Linked DNA regions of Homo sapiens: region 2 is linked to region 1. Evidence: read pairs that join two places in POLR2A ChIA-PET (ENCODE). Cell type or tissue: OCI-LY7. All regions are shown on one strand. Links, peaks and the distances in the headings refer to the core of each region. The heading gives the core; the rest is flanking DNA.

Region 1 (17,491 bases), core at 5,075-13,074:
ATTATTTCTTTACCAAAATTTGTATAAACAAAAACTGTGAGGTGTAAACATGTTCTTATAGCTCTCCCACAATTATATATGAAAACAAATTTACAAATTCAATTTAAAACTTCAGAATCCATATAATTCACGTTAACAACAGTAGATATTTTGCTGAAACTAAATTGGTGATTCAGATGTGAATATAGCACTTCTTTGATGCCTGTCTGTCCTGTGTCCCATACTTTTTTCCTACCACATTTCTTTGTTTGAACTACGGTGAAACTTTGCTTTGTGTAGCAAGGCATTGGCTTTTAATTGGTATGACCACATTATTTATAAGCTGTCACCTCTGTCCTTTCTGATTAGTCATTAGTATATGAAAATTAAGGAACTTACTACTTGATATCTGTAAGATTTTAAATGCAAATGCTGGCAATCAAGGATCAGCATTCACCTGCAAGATGATTCAGGTAGTCGATACTATGCTTATATTTTTTAAGAAGATAATGCTTGAGTTGAAAACTCAAGATTGAAAAAAGAAATGTGTACTGGCTTTGCAGATCCCTAAGGATATGTTGGATGCTATTTTGAAAAATCCTCATGTAATCATAAAAAGCATGAGCTCTGAGGTTAGTCCTGGATTGGAATCCAAACTAAACCTCCCATATGCTTTGTGGGTGTGGGCAAGTTTCTTAATCTTTCTGAGCTTTAATCTCCTAGTCTGTAAAATAGAGATAATGGCAACCTTAGCCTGTTAATTGAATAGTTTTCGCTTAGAGGGGTGCAAACATGAACAATTGTGTTTTTCTCCAGTCAGAACTCCCAACTGCTCTGTCCAAATCTCCCTTCTCCTCTCAAGGACAGATGATACCTTAGGCAGAGTTCACAACCTCCTGGTCACACTGGGTTACTGAAAGTTGACCATTTGAAAAGTTCAGTATATCTAATTGAAAGGTTTACTTACTCCTGTTACTCTAACCAGGCTTGTGGCTATTGGGATATGAAGTGGGAAAAGGTAGACTTGGTTGGTTTGTTTTTGAGATGGAGACTTGCTGTTGCCCGGGCTGGAATGCAGTGGCATGATCTGAGCTCACTGCAACCTCTGCCCCCTGGGTTCAAGTGATTCCCCTGCCTCAGCCTTCTTTGTAGCTGTGATTACAGGCATGTGCCACCACACACAGCTAATTTTTGTACTTTTAGTAGAGACACGGTTTCACCGTGTTGGCCAGGATGGTCTCGAACTTCTGACCTGATGTGATCCGCCTGCCTTGGCCTCCCAAAGTGCTGGGATTACAGGCGTGAGCCGCCGCGCCTGGCCTGGTTGATTTTTTTTACTCCTCTTCCCCATTCTTCACCTTGGAGAGTGTAGGGGTGGGAGGAGATACAGTCTCTCTCTGATATTTCTTCCCTGGCCCTTCTGGTCTCCAGTCATTCCAGTGCCCAGTTGCCCAGTGTGTAAAATGAGCAAGAGGGCGAGGGACAAGGATACGAGTCTCTTCACTGGCTGCTCTTGAGTCCTCCTAGATGGCATTTACAGGTTGCCTGTCTAGCACTGTCTGTGGGTCCACTCCCCATTGTTGTGAGTTCTTTGGAGGGTGGGCTTCCTCACCGCATGATCTCCAGACCTGGAGAAGAAACTGGTATTTAGTTCTTTTCGTCTCTTTCAGGACATCCTCACTCTTCTCTGGTACCACCTGGCCCTGGTCCACTTGCTTATTGGGCAGCCGTTTTGGGTGGGGAACTGGCAAGAGGGCTTAAGACCAGCAATTTCTATGGACTGTATGACCCAGGGAAGACATATCTGTGCCAAACAGTGGGGTAACAGCAGTGCTGCTCCTTCTTGCTCAGTTTCTCCTTCCTCTGTCCAGATTGGTGCAGGCCAAATCTGTAAGTCGACTGCCTGATCAGATATTCACAAGACATTACACTTTTTAAAAGTTATTACCCCAAACCTTTTCTTTTCTTTTTTCTTTTTTGGTACCCCTAGTCTCTGTAACTGATGATCTTGGAGCCCACCGTGGGGTAGGGAGAGGACCACCCCAAAATACAGCACATTATAGTAGGTCAGGGAATCCAAGATTTCCCCTCTTATCTCTGCTCTTCTTTTGTGGACTGTGGAGGGAGAGGGACAGTGCAGGAGCACATGGTTGGGGTAGAAGATCTCATAGTATAGCTTCTTTTTTGTTTTTTGGTGTTTTTTTTGAGATGGAGTCTTGCTCTGTCACCCAGGCTGGAATGCAGTGGCACGATCTCGGCTAACTGCAACCTCCGCCTCCTGGGTTCACGCCATTCTCCTGCCTCAGCCTCCCAAGTAGCTGGGACTAGAGATGCGTGCCACCACGCCCAGCAAATTTTTTATATTTTTAGTAGACATGGGGTTTCACCATGTTGGCCAAGATGGTCTTGATCTCTTGACCTCATGATCTGCCTGCCACGGCCTCCCAAAGTGCTGGGATTACGGGCGTGAGCCACCACGCCTGGCCCATAGTATGGCTTCTTAATAAATTCTTTAATTAGCCTGGCACCAGTTATTGACTGCTGTCTTTACCTTGTGGGGAACTCACCTCCTCTCTGTCTTTAGTTGTGAGTTCTATTTACCAATTGTGGGGCAACTGAAAAAGTCACATTCAACATTCTCTTACATAACTACCTTATGGATTTCTGTGGTATTAAATATGATAATGCCAGGCACATTGTAAACACTCTATAAATAAGTGGTAACTGTTACAATTATTGCAGTGCCAAATTTATTTGATTCTTCTGTTCTTGGATATTTTAGTCCTTAACTATTTTCCGCTATTTTATAATAGATAATGCTGTGATGATCTTTAGAGCAAAGACTTTTATCCTTAGGATGAATTTCTGCAAAAGAGGGTCTGATTCAAAGGGTATAATTATTTGTAAGGCTTTTTGATGCATCATACCAAATTGGCTCTCAGAAAGGATAGTTTTGGCTTCCCTGATTCTTCTTTGATATTAGACATTTTAATTTTTTAATACTTGATAATTTGATAGGTGAAAAAATAGTTGTTTTGATTTGGATTTCTTTGATTGCTACTGAGTTTGAATATATTTTCATGTATTATTGGCTCATATTTTAAATGACTTGTTCAAATGCAAGGTGCTTTTTGATACACTTTATTCGTGTAATTGGGAAAACTGTGTGACTTCAGGCATTGTAATAAGGGAACTTGGAATAACTAGAGCGGGGGAATCTCCAGCAGTAGGGAGGGAAAAGATTGACCTGACCTGATGTTCCTGTTAACTCAGCAGCTCCCTTTTGAGACCTTTGCAGTTGTGATTCCATAGATTTCCCCCAGGCAGCCTTTTGATCTTTACTCAGTTTCAAGGCCTGCCTCAAATGTCACATGGTTTGTGATACTTCCTGATATCCTCCTGAAGGAGATTTATCTTCCCTCAACATCCTGCCTCTCTGCAGCTCCTATGATGTTGCAGCGTGACTGTGTTTTTAGTCTCTTCTCTTAATTATGGGGACTTCTCAAGGATAGTCATCTTTCTTTTCTAACCTGGTGTTTGGCACATAGGTACAGAAGCAAGAGATAAGACGGTGGAAAGTGTTGCAAGAAAGTAGAATAGGGTGATTAACTCCACTTGGAGTGGGGCAGTGTCAGAGGCTGCAGAGAAAATTATAATTGAGCTGGGATGTGAAGAGTGAACAGGAGTTCATCTACAGATGGAAAAGTAACATTTCAAATAATGAGAACAGTTTAAAGGCCTAAAGATGTGAGCTCATGAATGTCGAGGTAAGGTGTGTGGATGGAGAGGGATGAAGAACAAGGTTCAAGTGAGTCTCTCTGTTCTCCCCAGTACCCCCATCTTCATTACCTTTGCCCACCGTGGTCTCTGCTCTGTCCAGAGTATCTTCTCTCTCCCCTGCCTCCTCAGACTCTATCGATCATTCCACAAAGTTACTGAATACCTATTATGTACTTGCATCAAGAGAAAGAGGCAAAAATGGGTTCATGGACAACTTGGAATGGCATCATAGGAATGTTAGCCCCATCCTGAAAAGCCAAGCAGAGTAGTGCCTTACCCATATTCCTTTTCGACTGCACTGATTGTTCCTAACAACTGAAATGTTTTCTATTGTAGCATCTGTAGATAAAATAGATAACAATCAAAAGAGTTACAGTTTATTTAGTCCCTTGTGATGGGACAGTGGTTTCTTTCTAACTAGGCTTAGGCAAAGAAAATACAGTTTTCTTCTTCTTCTTCTTTTTTTTTTTTGTTCGAGAAGGAGTCTTGCTCTGTCACCCAGGCTATGGTGCAGTGGCAGAATCTCAGCTCACTGCAACCTCTGCCTCCTGGGTTCAAGCAATTCTCCTACCTCAGCCTCCTGAGTAGCTGGGATTACAGGTGCGCACCACCACGCTCAGCTAATTTTTTGTATTTTTAGTAGAGACAGGGTTTCACCATGTTAGCCAGGCTGGTCTCACTCCTGACTTCGTGATCCGCCCACCTCGGCCTCCTAAAGTGCTGGAATTACAGGCATGAGCTACTGCACCCAGGCAGTTTTCATATTTTCTATAGCTGTCTGCTTCTCTGTCAGTTTCCATCTTTGTTCCAGTTTCTTTGGCTTCACGATACATCTTTGGTCATGATTAAAGCATGCCCAAAAGTTAATGCCATAAGGTAACCATTTTATTTTACTCACAGATTGTGTGGGTCAGGAATTCAGAGAGGGCATGGCAGGAACTTGATTCTGCTCCCCAATATCTGGGGCCCCAACTGGGAAGGCTTGAATGGCTCAGAGTGACTTGACTGCTAGGAACTGGAATCCTCCGAAAGCATCACTTACATACCTGTCACCAGGGCTGGGATGACTCAAAGGCTCTGCTCAGCTGCAGTTGTTGATGAGAGCACCTACCAGTGGCCTTTACATGGAGCCCAGGCTTCCTCTCATGGCAGTCTCTAAGCAATCAGACTGCTTACATGGTGCTTAAGGGCTCCAAGAGTGAATGTCTTAGTGGCCAAGATGAAGATGTCATGGCCTTTTTTAGTGACCTAGCCTTAGAAGTCACATAGTGTTACTTTGGCCATACTTCATTGATTGAAGGAGTCACAAGTCCACTCAGATTCATGGAAAGGGAACATAGACTTCCAACCTCTTGGTAGATGGAGTATCAAAGAATTTGTGGTCATTTTAATTTTTATTTTATTTATTTATTTTTTAATTTAGAGACAGGGTCTCTGTCACCCAGGCTGTTGTGCAGTGGTATGATCTCGTCTCATTGCAGCCTCAACCTCCCGGGCTCAAGCGATTCTCCCAACTCAGCCTCCTGGACAGCTGGGACCACAGGTGCATGGCACCACATCCAGCTAATTTTTCTGTATTTTGTAGAGATGGTGTTGCACTATTTTGCCCAGGCTGGCCATTTTTTAAAACTGCCACAATAACATTTATTTTTCAGGATAAAGTCTCCTTTGAATCTTTTCAAAGGTCAGCTTCCTAATCAGGGCTCTTTGAGTAAATACTTCCGCTTTCATAGTACCGCCCACTTCCCTATTTCTGCTGGAAATCTTACTTGGTCAAGGCAGGGATTTCATCTGCGTTATTGATCTCCAGATCCTCATCAATCTAGAACAGTGTCTGGCAAACCGTTGATGTTTAATACATATCACGGATTATGTAATGCTTACTATGTATCTGTGTGAGAGAGAAGAGGATATCTACATTGGTATCTGTGGAATTTTCTACTTCAGTGTCTAATTTCTGATGTATTCCTGAGTCACCTGTTGAGACTTATTCTGTCTTTCGGAGTGATGTGCATGAACCCATTATTGGAGGAGATCGCGGTATTGGACATCTGTCTCAAAGTCTCTATACACTGAGAACTGCTTGTCCCAACCATAGGCCTCTATAGGTCCACCAGTCTCTTAGCAATTTCTTTATATATATCTATATATGCTGGAGTGCAATGGCACCATCTTGACTTGCTGCAACCTCCGCCTCCCTGGTTCAAGTGATTCTTGTGCATCAGCCTCCCGAGTAGCTAGGATTACAGGCACCTGCCACCATACTCAGCTAATTTTTATTTTCTTTTTTGTAGATACGGGATCTCACTATGTTTCTCAGGCTGGTCTCAAACTCCTGGGCTCAAGTGATCCTCCTGCCTTGGCTTCCCAAAGGAACAAGTCTTTTTATGAGACTGTTTAAGGCCTCTGTATAAGTTGGGTTGACCTAGTGAGAAATCCTTTGTTTATAGCTTGCTGGTGTGGGCTATAAAGCAATAGCCTCGCCAAGCCTGGTTTCATTTATTTCAAACCCTTTGTAAACCAAGGGAACAGATGCAAATTATCTCCTTATTTTCATGAACTTCCATATCAAGGTTTTTTGTTAACTGAATTTGTGATTGGTGAGCTTTGAGCCAGTGAGTACTATTTTCTTTTGTTACTGCACGTGGCGTGTGTAGTGTTAACATAAACTGTACTCTAAAGCTGCCTGGTCCTGAACTACTGAATTTATGTGGTGGTAGATACAAAAGGATCTATATTATGCTGAAAAGAACAAAGTATTATCTTATCCATGTACAAAATTATTATGCAACAAATGCCTAAAATTCCTGCTGTGTGCAAGAACTTCAGCTAGGCATTGCGAGAGAGAAAGGTATAACAAAAGAATGATAGTAAACTGATGATATTGGTAACTTGTGGGGATTTGACTGGCAGGGGTGGTAAAAGGGGCTTCAACTTTATGGTGTCTCAATTCTGTTTTGAAAATAACAGCTTTGTTGGGATGTAATTCACATACCATAAAAGTCACCATTTAAAAGTGTACATATTCAGTGTTTTCAGTATATTTATGCAGTTGTACAGCCATCACCACTATTTTCAGAACATTCTTACCTGAAAAGAAAACCACGGCCGGGCGCGGTGGCTCACGCCTGTAATCCAGCACTTTGGGAAGCCGAGGTGGGTGGATCACCTGAGGTTGGGAGTTCGAGACCAGTCTGACCAACATGGAGAAACCCTGTCTCTATTAAAAATACAAAAAATTAGCTGGGTGTGGTGGCACATGCCTGTAATCCCAGCTACTTGGGAGGCTGAGGCAAAAGAATCACATCAACCCGGGAGGCGGAGGTTGCAGTGAGCCGAGATTGTGCCATTGCACTCCTTCCTGGGCAACGAGCAAAACTCTGTCTCAAAAAAAAAAAAAAGGAAAACCACATGCTTTTCTGTCATTCTCTAAAAGAAAAGGTAGAAAAGGACATGGAGTTGTTCTTCATGTCAATCTCAGATGTTTCTCCCAAAGTAAAATGTCATTTTTCCTGTTGTGATCTCAGAACATGTTGATTGAGACTCTATCTTGGCACTTAATACATTCTGCCAAGAAACTAGGAGCATGAATACCTCTCCTCTGCCAGCTTAGGAGGACCCTGGGAGCAAAGACTAGGTCTTGTGCTAATTTTACCACCTGTTGAGTAAATGCTTAATATGTACTCATTAAATATCAGTTTGAATTCTATTGACATCCTTAGACTTTTCAGGTAGATTTCTAGGAGAAAGATCTTTTCTGACCAATACATCCCTAGTTCATTTCTCCGTTGGGTGGAGTTTCTCATTCTTCTGTTTCTACCCAAAGAAGTATGATTTAAAGTAAGGTAAGGGTTAACTTTCTTTCTCGCTCTAGTTCTCAGTCTCTTTCTCTCTCTTTTTAACAAAACAAAAATAAGCAGGACTGATGGTGGGAATAGAATCATTGCATTTGCTTATTTTGAAGTTATGTTCTCTAAGGATATCCATAGCTCTGAGGGCAAAAGGTTGGTAGAGAACATTTGGATAAAGACAAGAGAAATTATGTTCTGGGACTATATTGTGAGCCCCATCTATAAACAATATGATGCCAGGCACAGTGGCTCACACCTGTAATCCCAGCTTTTTGGGAGGCTGAGGCAGGAGGATCACTTGAGCCCACGAGTTCGAGATCAGCCTAGACAACATAGCAAGACACTGTCTCTACAAAAAATTCTTAAAAATAGCTGGATGTGGTGGCACATCCCTGTAGTCCCAGCTACTCAGGAGGCTGAGGTAGGAGGATTGCCCAAGCCCAGGAAGTTGAGGCTGCAGTGACGTGTGATCATGCCACTGCACTCCACCCTAGACAACAGAGCGAGACCCTGTCGCAAAAAAACAATGTGGAGGCCAGGCACAGTGGCTCATGTTTGTGATCTTAGCACGTTGGGAGGCTGAGGCAGCTGGATCTCTTGAAGTCTGGACTTCAGGACCAGTCTGGCCAACAAGGCAAAAAAACCCCGTCTCTACTGAAAAATAGAAAAATTAGCGGGTGTGGTGGTGCATGCCTATAGTCCCAGCTACTTGGAAGGCTGAGGCACAAGAATCGCTTGAAGCCAGGAAACAGATTGCAGTGGGCCAAGATCGTGCCATGCACTCCAGCCTGGACTCTGTCTAAAAAAAAAAAAAATACGGAGTCATAATTTATTATGCATATTATATACATATTGAGCACTTACTATATAGAGTACTGTCCTGTGCATTTCTTATGTATTAGTTAACCTTCACTTTTATTTTCTCCATTTTGTGGATAAGAAACTAAAGGACAGGGTATTTAGGAAAATTGCAAAAGATGTCTCCATTAGAAAATAAAAGAACCACATTTTGACCCCAAGCAATCTTCCTCTAGTGCCTGGTTGGTGTCTCCATATAAAATAAACTGAATTTGAATCCTGGCTCTACTATTTAGTAGGAATATAGCTTTGGATAAGTCATCTAATCTCTTTGAGCCTCACTTTCTACATGAGGTAGTTGGCAGATTGTGAGTAAAGCTCCTTAGTCCATTGTGATTCCCTTCTGTCATTTATTTGTGGATTTTTCTTGCTAACTCTGTACAGTCTGACAGCAGGATATGTGAGTGATGGCAGATTTCAACTATTTGTTATGTAATGATTAAGCAGTTCTACACATCCTTTTCTATCGTGTTAACAAATTTGTTTCTCAACCCACTGAGAGACCACTGTTACTGTGGACTTAATTCTGACCCATTGGTAGAGATTTTGGTAATATAAACTTGATGAGAACTTGATAACGTGATGGTCAGTTTAGCTTGTTAGCAGTGAAGAGCAAGAACATCGTACCCTAGACTTTAGAAATGCGTATTTCAGAAAGTGTCTGAAAACCTTGACCAATGCTAGTACATCTAGAGAAGATGACAGCCCAAGGGATCATGTGGGAAGCATGCCAGATAAGGAGTAGTTGGAGCCTCAGAGGTCATACAGTGTGAGGAAAAGAAGAGTTTTAAAAAGAAAGAAAAGAAAAAGAAGATATTCCATTGTGGGGGGCTCACACGGAATCTAAAGTAGAAGGACTGCTTCAGCCTAGCAGCTCTAGGCTACAGTGAGCTATGACCTAGCCACTGTACTCCAGCCTGGGTGACAAAGTGAGTCCCCACCTCATTCATTGATTGATTGATTCATTCATTCATTATTTTGGTAACAACGTTTTGTTTAATGTCTAAATCTAACAAAACATGTCATTTTGATTTAAAAGTACAATTTTATGAAATAATAAATATATAGAAGGCTTGGCCAACATTTATAAACCAGATGTAAATCCGTGCCTTCCAACTTCCTTGACATCACATTGTCTCTTCGTAAGAGATAGTCACTTTGGCCAGTAGGGAAGACAGGAAAACCAATAACATGAGTAAACAATTTACATCTTGCCTGGCCCTGACTGCGGTCATTACTCTAAGCCACATGCCTTACTTTGCTCTGACACTTCAGGATGTTCCCTCCTGGTATTAGCTGTGCACCAAGGCTAAGAGGTCACAGGGCCCTCCTTGCCATTCTCAATAAATCAGTTTTGGAAAACCTCCAGGCCTTCTTGCAGAGTATTCAGGCATATAGGGTTGTAGCTGATCAGCCATAAGGACAGGCCTCCCTTTAGGCCCTGCAGCAGTGTAGCACCAGTTTGAAAGCCTCCATCCAGTGCACATAATGAAAGTCAGAAAAAGACCTTCATTACTTATGTGTACTTTCTACAAAGAAACAGATACCTGGATGAGGGCCAAGACTGCCTCCTTCATCATTCCATTTTGTGTTGTCTGTGTTGACAGAGTCAGCAAGAGAAGAGATATCAAGTGCTTGCAGGGTCCCTAGGTCTGTCCTTGTAGCCAGACCTTCCCTTGCTACTTGTAATTCCTTGACAGAAGACATTGTGGTAGTGGGTACTCAGGAAAGAAGCAACTAGAATGGGGCACTTCTCCCAGGGCAAACACTGAATCCTCTTTCTGTTATAAAGTTCCCTGAGTCCTGGGTTTGATTGTTCACATAGATAGAATGATAGCTATTGAAACTGTCCCTAACTTAGTAATTCTCTCTGAACTCCCTTGAGAGGGCCCAGGTACTCTTACCTTCCATCTCTCCTGACAAAGAATAAAGAATGAGTCTAAGAGTCTTGACCATCATATATCTCAGGCACTGACTGGGGATGGGGAAGCTTTGAATAACCAGATACATACGTATAGATAGACAGGTAAAGATATCTCATAGCTACACTTTCATTTTTTTATTAATAAAATACTAATTATGTATCAGTCTTGTGCTAGGCATGAAAGATGCAATGCTGAATAAGACAGGTTAGATAACTTTTGTGAAGCATAATATGTACCCCTCCCAAATGTTCTGTTGATGACAGATTCCTATCATTGGGTGCCTCATAATTTTGTATTCTTTCATCACATCTAAAATCAATCTCTACATGGTAACTTTCCTCAGTTTGGAGACATTGGACATGCTTCCCATCTTCTGTGGAGTTTCTGGTGTCTAAGAAGGCTCAACTGCCTACTAAAGTTTCTCCTGCATATGCTACAAGTATAAGGCTGCTCACCTGTGTGAGTTCTCTGGTATTTAATAAGGTTGGATTTGTGAATGAATATTTTCCCACATTCATGACATTTAAAGGGCTTCTCTCCTGTGTGAATTCTTTGGTGTGTTTGTAGATTTGTGTCATAACTAATGCTTTTCCCATACCATGAGCATCTATATGGGTTTATTCCTTGATGTGTCATGAAGTGCTTATTAAGACCTGAACTCCATCTAAACCTCCTGTCACATTGTTGACATTTATAGAGTTTCTCTTCAGTGTGAATTCTCTGGTGCTTAATAAGATCTGAGCTAACTCTGAAGATTTTCCCACAGTCCTGACATTTAAAAGGTTTCTCTCCTGTGTGGCCTTTCCCGTGAAGATCCATAAGTTTTGGAAGCTCTTGTTTACAAGTTGTAAGTTTCTTTTCTTCCTTGGAAAAGCTTGATGCCATTTCTATACCCTGTGTGTATCACCATGATTTTCCCTGTCCTTTGTTTTCTGGGCAATTTTCATTCTGGTCTTTTTTGATACTTTGTATCCTGCTGTTTGTATTTCAGGTGCAGAAACCGATATTATAGGATAGTCATTTCCATTGTCATTTTTTAGCTTTAACCCTAGAGAGATGGCAGTCTCATAGATATCCTGCATTACATCATTGTAGAGAGTCTTCTCAAGAGGACCTAATAATTGCCATTCTTCCTCAGAGAAGTACACAGCCATGTCTTCAAATGTCAATAAACTCTGGGACTCAGGCCAGATGAGCTTAGGTGCCATCTTCCAGTCTTTGGTGCTTTTGTGCTCAGAAAGGGCTAAAATCTGTTGAACATGCACAGCTCTTTCATATACAGGCTGGGTTTCTTTCTGAGTATTCCAGCCCAGCTGTTCTTGTAGTACCCTGTATGTGTTCCAGTATTCTTTCTAGAACAGACCCATTGGTTCGAGCTCTGCTGGCTTCCACTTGAAGCCTGGGGCCACTGTTGTTCCTCTCAAGAGCACTGCCTCCTCTCCCAGCTCATGGGCTGTGACCTCATTCTTTGTTCCACCAGGTTCTCTCTGCAAGCGTTCCACCAGGACCAGGGCCTGTTTGGCAAGCTGTGGATGATGCTTCTGCACCCAGTTCTGGGTCCCCTTTGGCAGGATGGTCAGGAAGTGCTCTAGTACCAGCATTTCCAAAATGTGCTTTTTTGAGTGGATCTCTGGCCTCAGCCACTGATGGCACAATTTCTGAAGTTGGTTGATAGCCTCAAGCGGTTCAGTTGCTTCATGATAATGGAAGCTCCGGAAGTGCCTGCAAGCACTCCCAGGACTGAGACACTCGATTTGTGTGCTGTATTTCTTACTCTGACTGGAGTTCTCTTTCACAGACCTGTTGGTCTCCCACATAGCTCCCATATGAGAGTTCAAGCATGCATCTGCCTTCAGCTCTCTCATTATCATTTGCTCTAGGAAGAGTTTTACTCCTGTGTGTGACATTCACACCCATCTGGTGCCACCTTTGAGGTGCATCAGGTTTGGTACATTTTGGTACAAAATGAGAGTGCAGGTTTGGTACAAAATCAATGAATAGATCTTCCCAAGAACACTTCAGTCAGCTCTGGCTTCCCTGGAGGCCCCTTTCCTCTTTCTTTGCTCAACTATGCCTCTGTCGCCACGCTGCTGCTCTGGGCAGTGAAGCTCTCTGCTCCTGCACCACTGAAAAGCAATGTCAGGAAAGCCAGCAATGTCACGAAAGCCCGCAATGCCTGGCGAGTAAAGTTCCAAGATTTTGGGAGCCTTGGAAAGGGCCTTGGAAGATCATTTCTCCCATTCAATCCCTCCACCTCCCAGAGACCTTACCCTGACTCACTACTCCTGGGACGAGGTCTGTGGCCATTCATTTAATTAATTGAGACACGGTCTGGCTCTGTTGCCCAGACTGGAGTGCAGGGGCATGATCTCAGCTTACTGCAACCTCTGCCTCCTGGGCTGAAGCCATCCTCCCACCTCAGCCTCTCGAGTAGCTGGCATTACAGGCGCACACCACCACACCTGGCTAATTTTTGTATTTTTTTTTTTTTTTTTTTGGAGAGACAGGGTTTTGCCATGTTGCCCAGGCTGGTCTCAAACTCCTGGGCTCAAATGATTTTGTCCACCTCGCCTCCCAAAGTATTAGGATTACATACGTGAGCCACCACACACGGCTGAGACCCCACGTCTTAAAAAAAAAGAAAAAGACATTGTCGTAGCTATGCCATTCCTTGTGTTTCAGTGTTTGAATTAATGAATTTTTTATCTTATGCCTACTTTTCATGGAAATGGTAGTATTCTCTACTTGCCAGTCATGACTTGCAGCCTTTTCTGGAAGATTATTTCATTTCTGTTTTTTCTTTTTTGAGACGGAGTTTTGCTCTTGTTGCCCAGTCTGGAGTGCAATGGCATGGTCTCAGCTCACTGCAACCTCTGCCTCCCAGGTTCAAGCGATTCTTCTGCCTCAGCCTCCCAAGTAGCTGGGACTACAGGCATGTGCCACCATGCCCAGCTAATTTTGTGTTACTGGTAGAGACAAGGTTTTGCCATGTTGGTCAGGCTCGTCTTGAATTCCTGACCTCAGGTGATCCACCTGCCTTGGCCTCCCAAAGTGCCAGGATTACAGGCGTGAGCCACCACACCCGGCTGGAAGACTGTTTCTAAAGTCAGACAAAGGATAGACTAAATGTGTTTTCTGAGAAACGTTAGTCTAGGGAATCTGAGAGGCCAGAACCTCTATCATGAGTAAAAGAATCATGGCTCATAATCTCTAGTTTTCATCTCATACTGTTGACTTCTAATCGAGTTCCTTGTTTTAGTAACAAATAAAATAAATGTTTTCTGCTCTCAAATCTACAGGGACTTTATTAAAATTGGAGGAACAACATTTGACAGTCTTTTGAACGTTTAGAAAAATAGGATTTATTGTGGCTAAGTCTAAAAGGTCTCATGATTACAATTGACTGAAAAGGAAGGAATGCATTGCTTTCCATGCGTGGTGACTTAATTTTATGTGCAGTACTATGCAATACACAGAGACTTACCTAACTGCTGTTCTTGGAGGGTCTATTAGGCATTAAAGTGTAAGTATCCCTATTGTTATTTACACTAGGAAAAAAAGCATACCTCAGGTCTTTGAGAATCCAGGAAAGCTTTGTTTTAGAATATTGCTCCAGCACTTGCAGTGAGCCGAGATCCCGCCACTGCACTCCAGCCTGGGCGACAGAGCGAGACTCTGTCTCAAAAAAAAAAAAATAATAATAAAAAAAAGAATATTGCTCCAGCAGAAGGGGGGGCCAAGGAATTGTAGGCTTTTATTGAGTGCCTACAGGATGCCTCTCACTGGGGATGTAAATGATACAGTCCTTGGCCTTCAGGAGCCAGGTGTAGAAGGAAATCAATCAACGGTTAACTGAGAGCCACTGAGATGCTGCAATTCCGACATAAACAAAGTGCCATGAGAGCACAGAGGAGGGTACAGCTAATTGATTGGGAATATTCAGAGAAGGCTTCAGGGCTTGGTTCCATCAGCCAGGTCTGGAGGGATCAGTAAAACTTGGACTAGAAGAAGAGAACAAAGGTCTTTTAGCCAAAGGGAACAACTTGTAAAACTTGTTACTGACACGCTGGAATGATGAGAATGGAGCTGATATATGAGAAGTGGTGGGATTAGCATGGCCAAGTTATGAAGATTCTCATATGCTAAGGAGTTAGAGCTCTTATTCTTTAAGCAGCAAGGAACTGCGAAGTTAAGTGTGTAGGTTTTAATGGCCTGACCTCACATATGTGATACAGCCACCTCTGGTTCTCTGATTAAATAATTTGAGAAACAATCCATACTATATTTCTTTTTCATGGTGACTCTATATGTACATAACTACATTGGAGGCTCTGAAATGATAAACTCATTTAATGTGCTTAACACAGGGTCAAATGTGCTCAAACATGGAACCTTTTTTTTTTTATCTATTTACCTTTTAGTTTTTAGTAACATGTTTAGGAGATCTGATATAGGGAAAGGAGGAAGAGGGAGAAACAGGCTTCTAGGGAAATAAAAGAAGAACCTTTTTTACCAGTCTAGCAGTATTTGGCTGTAGCAGGTGGGAGGAGGAAGAGCCATTTCTTAAATCTAAAGACAGCTCTGTACTGGGAGTGAGGAGGTCTAAGTTCTTACTCTGCCTTAGCTGTTAAATAAGCTGTGTGCCCTTGGCTAGTTCACTACTTTTTTGAGACTCATCTCTCAAGACACAGATAAATACTGCTTGACCACAGGTTAGTTGGAGTCTGTGTTAAGTGCTTTATATGTATTAGCTCATTAAATCCTCAAATCAAACCTAAAGTTAGATTCCCATTTCAAAGATAAGAAAAGTGAGGAATTGAGAGATTAAAGAAGCTATTCAAGACCACCTTCTAGTAAATGAGATGGATGGGAGATGGGACATTTTCAGTGGAAGAAACAACTTAAAGGCACAGAAGTGAAAAGGAGCAGGTGATCTTCAAGGAATAATGTGTATAATTTGGTATTGTCAACCTTAAATAGTGAGATTCAGAAAATACGATTAAGTAGAGTCTATTTGAGTACAAAGCTTAAGTATGGCCACCTGGGAGACACTGACTCCAAATGAATGGGGTCAGAGTTTCAAAGTAGAGAAGATAAGGTTTCACTTACATAGGCAGAGACACAGAAATTTTAACAGGATTACAACATTTCCCATACAAGACCAGTGCATACGTTACAGTGATTTGACTGGTTACAGATTCCTACATTCCAAGGAAGATTACTCCATGAGGAGGGACAACGTTCTGAGATGGTCTTATCTCTGGCGCCATTTGGTCTTAATTACGGGGTGGGGGGTTTGGGGGTGGGGAATGGGGGCAGAAGTTGCAGCTGCATGACATGTGACTCAGGCTGCATAGCCACATTCCTCCCAAGGCTCCGAATAATTTAAAGTTCCAATAGCTTTCAGTTTGAATTATTTAATTTCACAGTGTGTAGTGGACTTGGAAGTGTGATAGGAGACAAGAGTGGAAAATGTAGATTTAGGCAATGTTATAGAGGCCTTTGAATGCTGTGTTTTATTTGCATTTTATTCTACAGCTATTAGGGAGTCTTTGTCATCCCAATTTTCAAATGAGGCCTTAGAAATGTTCTCATTCCTGTAATCCCAGCACTTTGGGAGGCCGAGGCAGGCGGATCACGCGGTCAAGAGATTGAGACCATCCTGGCCAACGTGGTGAAACCCCTGTCTCTACTAAAAATACAAAAATTAGCTGGGCATGGTGGCACGCACCTGTAGTCCCAGCTACTTGGGAGGCTGAGGCAGAATCACTTGAACCCGGGAGGCGGAGGTTGCAGTGAGCTGAGATCACACCACTGCATTTCAGCCTGGCGACAGAGCGAGACTTCGTCTCAAAAAAAAAAAAAGTTCTCATTCAATGTCATTCACAATTATTTTATATTCCACTAAGCAGGGGAATAAATACCTTATTGAAAGAGTGCTTGTAGACTTATGCGGACATGGATTTATAGTCCGGCACTCTCTTGCATACACAAAAAAGAAAAGTATAAATGAAACATTGGTAAAGAAATTTCTAAAACTACTTCATAATCAATTCTAGCTTTCAATCACTTTTTAATTCATTGTCCATATTTGCCTACATAATAACTGCCCTGCATGCCATCAAGAGTATTGATGGTGCAACATTTCTTAAAAATGATTCAACATTGTCTTCAAATTTTTCTTTCAGGTTACTGACACGTATTTTGCAAGTTTCAACTTTGGCACTTTCTTGGTCTTACTAGAAGATCTTAGCAAAAAGTCTCACAACTACTGAAATTCATGTTTCTCCTTAAAATGGCCCTTGATTTATTTGTTCAGGGTTGTATTTGTTCAGTCACAATGACAGACATGACAACCAAGTACACTCTTGTGCAGGCAATGACAGCTGTGTCCTGACTGCAGCTTAACTGTAAGACACTCTCAACAGTAGGAAACATTCTGATTTTGATGTTAAAATAGAACTGAATTTGAATTAATGAAATATAGTAGCTTGTTGAAAATCATAGGATGGTGAAGGTATCAGGACCCATTTGCTCACTGTTATCAGTCCAGCCAGTAGGAAATCTGTCTTGTCGGTCAACTGTGTGAGAAAACCCTTTCCTAAAAAGAAGCTTTACCTTATCTATTTCCCTGTTATTTTGAATTTACACTTACTAAGGAGGAAACCAAGGCAAGAAAGACAGCCAAGGACATTTTAATTGACTCAAGAGATACTTACTTTTAACCAAGTCTTTTATGTTCTGGAAAGTGCCTTGAGATCTTTTAATAATCTTGCCAAATCAGCATTTCAATTTGGTACTCAGGATGAGTGATTAGAAGTCATGACAAATCAGCTAGCTTCTCTGTGGAGAATAGCTGAAGCCTCTGGAGAACCACAGTCTTAAATTAGTCTGAAGAAGCGTGAGGTCACAACAGGAAGTAATGTGAACAGGAGGAGTTACTGATCAGATGGTTCAGAGAGCTGGATGATCTTAATAACTTGATTCCAATTTTCCTTGTATGTAACGAACACTTATTGATTGCTTCTCTTAAATTCATCTCCTTTCTCCTTCCTTGCAACACCTTAATTTGTGTTCAGACATCTGTGTGATTCTGGG
Region 2 (8,000 bases), core at 1-8,000, 140 kb before region 1:
ATATAATACTTTTATATGTGAAAGTCTGTGTTTAGGCTTTCAGTTATATCCCACAGGTTTACTTGTGTACCACTAATATACTGTATTAATTTAGAGGCTTTATACTATGTTTTAACGTTTGGTTATTCAAACATTTCTTTTATTGCTGTATTCCTTGGATTACATTATTCCTTAATTCCCAAGGATTAACACAAATGGAGGTTTTTTTCCATGCTCTTTCCATTGAGAAATTTGTGTCCTCGCTCAGATTTAGGTATCTCCCATATTTCCAGGTCCTACTTCAATTCGTTTTTCAATTGAAGAAATATTTACTGAGTAACTGCTATTCCCAGGTAATAGGCTAGATGCAGGATCCAGTAATAAGAGAGACCGTGTCCCTTAGGAGCCCCAATATTTCTTAATTTGATGAGATAACACTGTGAAACAAAAGGTATTTAGTATGAATCTTTGATCTTAAGAGGTTTGAGAATTTGTGAATGTATCTGGAGGAGGTTACACTGACAAAGTTCTGATTTATTCACTCATTATCAGTCAGTCAGCAGCCTAAAGGAACTTACAGAACATTCCCCATGTTTCTTACTTTTTAGGTGTACCAACATTCCAAGAAATTCTGGCTCATAGATTCCTAAAAAAAATAACTGCTACTCAGTGTAATGGCTGAAGGTAGTAGTGTATGAACCATGTGATCCGTAGAAAATGATGCACAAAGCACACTAAAAAGCCAGTCAGTACCACTATGTACCTATTGAGCGGCCAACATCCATAACACTGACAACACCAAATGCTGACAAGGATGTGGAGCAGCAGATTTAACAGCCACTTTGCAGTATAGTTTGGCAGTTTCTTGCAAAACTAGATATACTCCAACCATAAGAACCAGCAGTTCTGCTCCTTGGTATTTACCCAAAGGAGTGGAAAACTTATATCCACACAAAAACGTGCACATGGATGTTTACAAAGCAGCTTTATTCATAATTGCCAAAACTTGGAAGCAACCAAGATGCCTTTTATTAGGTAAATGGAGAAATAAACTGTATCTGTTACATCCAGACAGTAAAATATTATTCAGCACTGAAAAAAAATGAGCTATCAAGCTATGAAAATACCTGGAGAAACTTTAAATGCAAATTACTAAGTCAAAGAGACCAATCTGAAAAGGCTACATATTGTATGATTTAAACTGTGTGACATTCTGGAAAAGACAAAACTATGGAGAAAGTAAAAAGATCATGGTTTCCAGGGGTTAGGGGAAAGGGAGGGATAACTAGGTGGAGCACATATTTTTAGGGCAGTGAAACTATTCTGTATGATACTGTAGTGGTGGATACATGTCAGTATGTATTTGTCCAAATCCTGTGGGACTGTTACATGTTATGAGTGATATGCTCTGACACTCCTGGGAGACTCCTTGGTTGCCTAAGGTGCCTTTCAGCCAGGAGGTACAGTTCCCCTTGTCTTTGGGACTTTTCTTGTGCTCATAAAGTCTTTTATAAACTTTGGTCACTCAAAAGGAAATTTTAAATGTGCCAAATTGAATGGAGCTTTAGATCTGGCCAGTTTAAGAAAATTTGCCTAAGCTGTAGACATTCACTTCCTCTTTTCAAAGAGAAACTGCTTTCTCCATGATAAAATTTCAAATGAGAGAAAAGGTTACAAACTGTAGTGAATAAGACAAGCAAGACTTTTTAATCTCAGAGAAAAGTGAAAAAATCACAAATATACACAAATAATGGAATAAGAGAATAACAAACTAAACGCCTACCTTAAAGTAGTGCTTCAATTCCAGTCTCATCAGTTGTTGAATCAGGTTCCATAAAGTCTGAATCTCAGTCAAGCCAGGGAGATTCAACCTTGAGAGTAGTCTGACCAAGGGCTTCTGCAGTCTTCAGCGAGGTCAGTTGGATGCAACGGTCCATGCTGGTGCTGGGGCTCCAGCTGTTGGCAAAACAGCAGGAGTCAATGAAGGCCTAATTTGGGTCCCATCTGGTTCACCAAAATGTCACCCTGAAATAATCAAGAGGCCCAGAATCCAATTTTAAAAGAGTTTGTTCAAGTGCAAAATTTGAGACTGGCCACCCAGAAAAAACAAGACTCCAGAGTAGTTGGGTCATTGCTGAGAAGTGGAGAAGCTGAGGCTTCACTTATATAAGTAGAAGCAAAGAAGTTTACAAGTATTACCACATTTTTAATACAATGCTGATTTATGAGTTACAGCAGTTTGATTGGTTACAGCTTATTCTTTTTCAGGAAAGATATATTTAAAATTGCATCCCTATCAATTTGGTAGTCATGGGGCCTTTCGCCATCTGGTCTGAGCTGGGTACATGAAAAAGGAAGGATGTTAATCTATAACAAAGAATTAGTAACTAAGAGGTAAGGGGCACCATTTAATCTTTCACAACGTTTTACAGGGCAAGAAAAATAAGAAAGAAGGTTAATCTGTAATAGGAAGAAACAAAAGTTGTAGTGACTTGCCCGTATGAGCTAGGTCTTACAATCAATCACATTTTATTCAAGGCTCAGAGTAATTTAAAGTTTCAGCAGCTTTCATTTAAATTATTTTCACATTAGCCATTTGAGTCTTCATTTCTGTATATCTTCTTTCTCATTTGGGGAGCAGATTATTTTCTCTTTTTTTGTTTTCTTGGCAGGAGTTCCTTATATATTCTGTCCATTAATCACTTGGCGGTTTTAGATGTTGCAAATATTTCATTCATAATCTGTCATTTGTCTGTTAACTTTGCCTATATCTTCCTTTATTAAATAGAAATTCTTAATTTTAACATATATAAATTCATCAGTTTTTCCTTTTATCGTTGGCAATTTGGAGCTTTTGTTAAAGAAATCCTTCCCCACTGATAAAGTCACAAAGTTGGGTGTTTAATTCATATATTGTATTGTTTCTTTATCACTACCATAAGTACGTAAGATTACAAATTTAAGATTACAATCCTAAATCTTAAATTTGCAATCCTAGGTTGGTAGTTTTTGAAGCTACTAAGATTCAATAATTACTTTCAAGAATTGAGGTGAAATTTATGTCATAAAATTAAGCATTTTAAAAGGTACATTTCAGTGGCATTTAGTACATTCATAGTATTTTACAACTGCCACCTCTGTTAAGTTCCAAACATTTTTACCACCCCAGAAGAAAACCCTGTGCCCATTTAGTAGTTACATCCCATTTTCCCCTCTACACAAACCATGACTCTCATCCATCTGTCTCTATGGATTTACCTATTCTGTATGTTTCATATAAATGTAATCATACATAGCCTTTTAAGTCTGTCTTCTTTCACTTAGCATGTTTTCATTGTTCATCTATGTTTTAACATACATAAGTACATGCTAAAACATTTAATTTTAATATATAGGTATATACATTCCTTATGGCTGAATGATATTCCATTCTATGTATATATCATATTTTGTTTATTCATTTTTCCATTGATGGATATTTAGGTGGTTTTACCTTTTGGCTGTTGTGAATGGTGCTATTTTGAACAGTTGTGTGCAAGTGTTTGTTTATGTACCTCATTTTAATTCTTTTTGGTATGTACCTAGGAATGGAATTACTGTGCCATTTAGTAACTCAATTTTAACTTTTTAAGGAACCACCAAACTTTTTTCCCTAGTAACCGCAACCCCTTATTGTACATTTCTAGTTTCGTTCCATAGTTATCAAAGAAGATACCTTGTGTGATTTTAGTTTTTTAAGATTTATTGAGACTGTTTTATGGCCTATTATATGGTCTACTCTGGAGAATGGTCCCTGTGCACTTGAAAAAAACGTATATTCTGCTGCTGTTGGGTGGAGTCTACCATTTTTAATTTGCCTTTTTTTTGGCTCAGCATTTGCTTGATTGCTATAAACCTTTAACTCTCTTCGAGAGTTCCCACAATTGATTCTGACAGTTTTGTTCATTTTTTTTCTTTTATTTTTCTGTGGCAGGACAGTCCTTTGGAGCTACCTATCCTGCCATATTTGCTGATATCACTTTTTGTAATTACTTTTTACAACCAATATTTTATATACCCTCTTTAATATTCTGAGATAAAATATATAGGTGATAATACAAAGGGAAGTTTAAAAAATCAGTATAATACTTTAATTGTAATATAAAAGAAAAGTAATTTATAGTAAGGTAGTATCAGTTTGTTACGTAAACGCTAACATGACATTGGAAAGCATAATGAAGTAGTGGTATGTTTTAAATAAGTTGAATTAAAGAAATGTAAGAAAAATCAGAAATCATTCTGTACAAGTGCTGATAAATGAAAATCTAAAATCTAGTCATAGGCCGGGCACGGTGGCTCATGCCTGTAATCTCAGCACTTTGGGAGGCTGAGGCCGGCAGATCACTTGAGGTCAGGAGACCATCCTGGCCAACATGGTGAAACCCCATCTCTACTAAAAATACAAAAATTAGCTGGGCATGTTGGCCAATGCCTGTAATCCCAGCTACTGGCAGGCTGAGGCAGGAGAATCACTTGAACCTGGGAGGTGGAGGTTGCAGTGAGTCAAGATCGCGCCACTGCACTTCAGCCTGGGCGACAGTGTGAGACTCTGTCTCAAAAATAAATAAATAAATCTTATTATTAAGACCAGACTTTTTTTTTATATAAATACAAGAAATGAGAGAAACCATCTGAAGTGAAGTTAAATTAGTACAAATTATAGACTAAAGTGGTGAAGGAAAGGAGAAAGTATGGTAGTCTTATAAATTTGTTGGACCTCATTTCGGAAAGCAATTCTTTAGTAAATAATGAAGAAATATCAGAGAACAGATCTTTTATTTTAAAATCTTAACATATATCAGATCAAGTATTTAGTCTTGAGTACTAAATATCTTTGGAAGCAATACCCTTTCATTGATAATGAGATTTAAAGATGGACTTTTTCATAAAAAAGGCATTCATCGATCTCTGACTAGTATCAAAGTAAGTTTGAAAAAAAAAGGCAGTTATTATAAAAATAAAAGATTCAACTGATAATTTTTACAGTACATTTTTTATTTATCCACAGATACCGATACATGATATGCAGTATTTTTAGAACAACCAATGAAATTAAATAACTTTATTTCCTGTGTTGCCATAATTTAATATTTGGTACTAAGCCTGTTAAAAGAGTCTTACATTCTCCATTACATATTTTAAATTGGCTATATTGCTTTTACAGTGACTACACCTTTACACTAAAACATTTTCAAATAAGTGCACAGTTTAAAATACAAGAAGCTGGGCTCAGGGACTCATGCCTATAAATCCCAGCACTTTGGGAGGCTGAAGTGGGAGGATTTCTTGATCCCAGAAGATCAAGACCAGCCTGGGCAACATAATGAGACCCTGTGTTTAAATCAACAAAAACAAGTGTAACTTTCTTCCCCAGAAAAGGATATGATACTCATAACTTGATTCAGAAGCTTTCTTTATTATACTGTTTGTGTTTAGCCTCCAGGTAGTTTGTTTTAGCTTAACTCTTAACAAATGTTGAATGGCTTGTTTCCTACTCATTTCAGATGGAATAATCACCCTTTCTATATTGTAAGTTCATAAAGGTTTTGTTGCTCAGTGTATCTTTTAAAGATAGAGTCATGCTTTTCCTGCTACCTAGTTATGGTGACAATTAAATGAAATACTGTTTTTGAAAGTTCATAATGTGTTTATAAAAATCTGTGTTAAAAGCATTACTATTAATATTTTAATAATAAATATGACCTCGCATGTTCCAGAGGCTATTCTCTTGAGATAATTAAGTCTCAATCATAAGTCAACCTTTTGAGGTTATGTAATTCTTCACATTAAAAATTAATTCATAATTTCTTGCCTTAGATTGCCTCTTAATCAGAATCACTTTTTAGGGGGAAGTATATTTTGTGACAAAGGTACTTTGGTCCTTTGGTTATTGTATGTTTTGAAAATATGGAACAAACTTCCTTGCCTTTATTAGCACTTTCCAAGCTGGCGTTTTGTCTTAGATGTGTAACTACCTTTATTTTCCTGAGAACAACCTGCCTTCACATAGATTTAATTGCATTGTGATTTTTAGTTGTGACATGTATATGAATGTGAAATGCAAAGCAAAACATTTAATAGTTTTTTGTGGCTTATGTTTTTGATTTGCAGCCTTCAGGCAAACTTAAGGTACCTGAGGAGAATTTCTTCAATGTTCCTGCTTTCTTAACTGTCTCAGGACAACTTCATCTAGAAGTGATGTCAGGGTATGAAATTTTCCTTTCTCTTTTGCTTTGATATATTATGGTTTGGTTGAGAGTGCTTCCCTTCCCATGCTCAAACCTAAAAGTTGAAATTAGTCTTTATCATTAGTTCACTTGAATTTTCCAAAATATTTAAGCTTCTTACTTGTAGTACAGACTTTTGTTTTTAGTGAAAAATGTAACACTGAAAATACAAAGTTGTCATTTTTTTCTTTTTACTAATTTTTCTTGCTTGAATCCCAAACATGTAATCAGAATTTATTTAAATTAATCATATTTATGGAAGTAAAGGCAATTTATAGTTTATACCTGAACCGGGTATTAGTCTATTTCATTTTAAAGAGAGTAGTATTTGAAACAGACGGAATAATTTTTTTTTCAGTAATTGGTTTAAATAAAATTAACTCATACCTACATTTTGAGAGGTGTACAGCAAATTACATCTTTTAAGTCAGATCAAATGAATTTTAGCAACTGTCAGACCTCTGGAAAGTCACTGTATTCCTTGGGGCCTACCTTTTCTTTAAAACGGGATTGAGAAAGAAGACCTTTAAAATCCTGTCTAAATCTTATATTCTGTAATTCTGTGGGTAATTCCCATTTATTTTTATTTTTTTTAGAGGTGGGATCTCGCTTATTGCCCAGGCTGGAGTGTAGTTGCACAGTCATAGCTCACAAACTCCTGGGCTCAAGTGATTCTCCTGCCTCAGCCTTCTGAGTAGCTGGGACTACAGGTATATACCACCAAACCTGGCTAATTGTTTGTAGAGATGGGGTCTTGCTATGTACCAAGGCTGATCTCAAACTCTAGGCTCAAGTGATCTTCCTGCCTTAGGCCTCCCAAGTAACTGGAACTCAAGGCATGTGCCAGCACACTTAGCTAATTTTTAAAATTTTTTGTAGAGGTGGGTTCTCACCATGTGTCCTAGGCTGGTCTCAAACTCTTGACTCAAGTGGTTCTTCCGCCTCAGCCTCCCAAAGCACTGGGATTACAAGCAGGAGCCACTGAGCCTGGCCTCTGGGGGTAATTTGTTAATGCAGACTCATCAAGTACTGAGTTTTCTTTATGTATCTTTTTCTTTAAATATTTTCTCATTATAGAGATTAGGACTTAAAAAAATCTTTTCTGGAAATAGCTCACTTGAAAGGAAGGGAATCTTTTGGTGTTTTCCATTGTTTTAAAAATGCACAGATGAGAAAACTCAAGGAAAATGTAATAGAATAGTTTGCATATTTACTTTTGTACTTTGCTAGAAGAATGGAAAGTCAGTGGTGGAATAAAGATGGTCTTGAAAGTAACATGTTCTTTTCTGATTTATCTTTGAAACAAAAATATGTTATTTGATAGTTCCAATAACCAAATGACTGGCAATATTAGCAGAATACTATGCAGAAAAAGTGTCATAATAACATGGTGAGATTATAGGATTTGCAGATCTGGATGTAGGAAAGGCCGTGTCAAGCCTGTCATGGAATGTTCTTATGCCTACGGAATTATAATTTAAAAAAATTAAAAACATGACTCATTCAAATACAAAATGAATTTGTATCAAAGTTTTCATTCAGTTGATTATATTACAGAGGAAACAAGTAAAATAGAAAACTGTTTCAAAGAGCATCTGAAGACCTCTGTATTTATAGACATTTTAATAGTTGGAATAAGAGTGCTAGGTCAGTTATAAACTGGTTAATGTCCTACAGGACCAACACACCCTAAACTTTGGGATTATCTCTTCTACCTGGTAGAGTTATTTGCAACTCTGCTGGGAAAGATCTGTA

The links. Peaks named below come from ENCODE experiments on the same cell type or tissue, not always from the same donor. Only the 100,000 strongest peaks of a DNase experiment are listed, where the experiment ranks them.
Region 2: POLR2A ChIA-PET joins it to region 1 with 6 read pairs; 2 of 35 experiments call an interaction of 5 or more read pairs at or near these places.

The regions. Positions count from the first base shown.
Region 1 is chr11:78,378,981-78,396,471 of GRCh38, reverse strand. The region is part of intron 1 of GAB2 (GRB2 associated binding protein 2); the gene reads left to right. It also overlaps the pseudogene ZNF75CP. Among named protein-coding and RNA genes, the nearest start is that of GAB2, 30 kb to the left of the region's middle. In OCI-LY7, for the core only: no CTCF peak of the experiment used is centred there; no DNase peak of the experiment used is centred there.
Region 2 is chr11:78,527,066-78,535,065 of GRCh38, reverse strand. It overlaps NARS2 (asparaginyl-tRNA synthetase 2, mitochondrial), which reads left to right. Exons shown (of 14, transcript NM_024678.6): 6 at 6,130-6,224. NARS2-AS1 (NARS2 antisense RNA 1) reads right to left here and starts at 1,890. Exons shown (of 4, transcript NR_120566.1): 1 at 1,763-1,890. In OCI-LY7, for the core only: no CTCF peak of the experiment used is centred there; a DNase peak (open chromatin) is centred at 1,575; H3K4me3 peaks cover 1,274 bases; H3K27ac peaks cover 2,030 bases.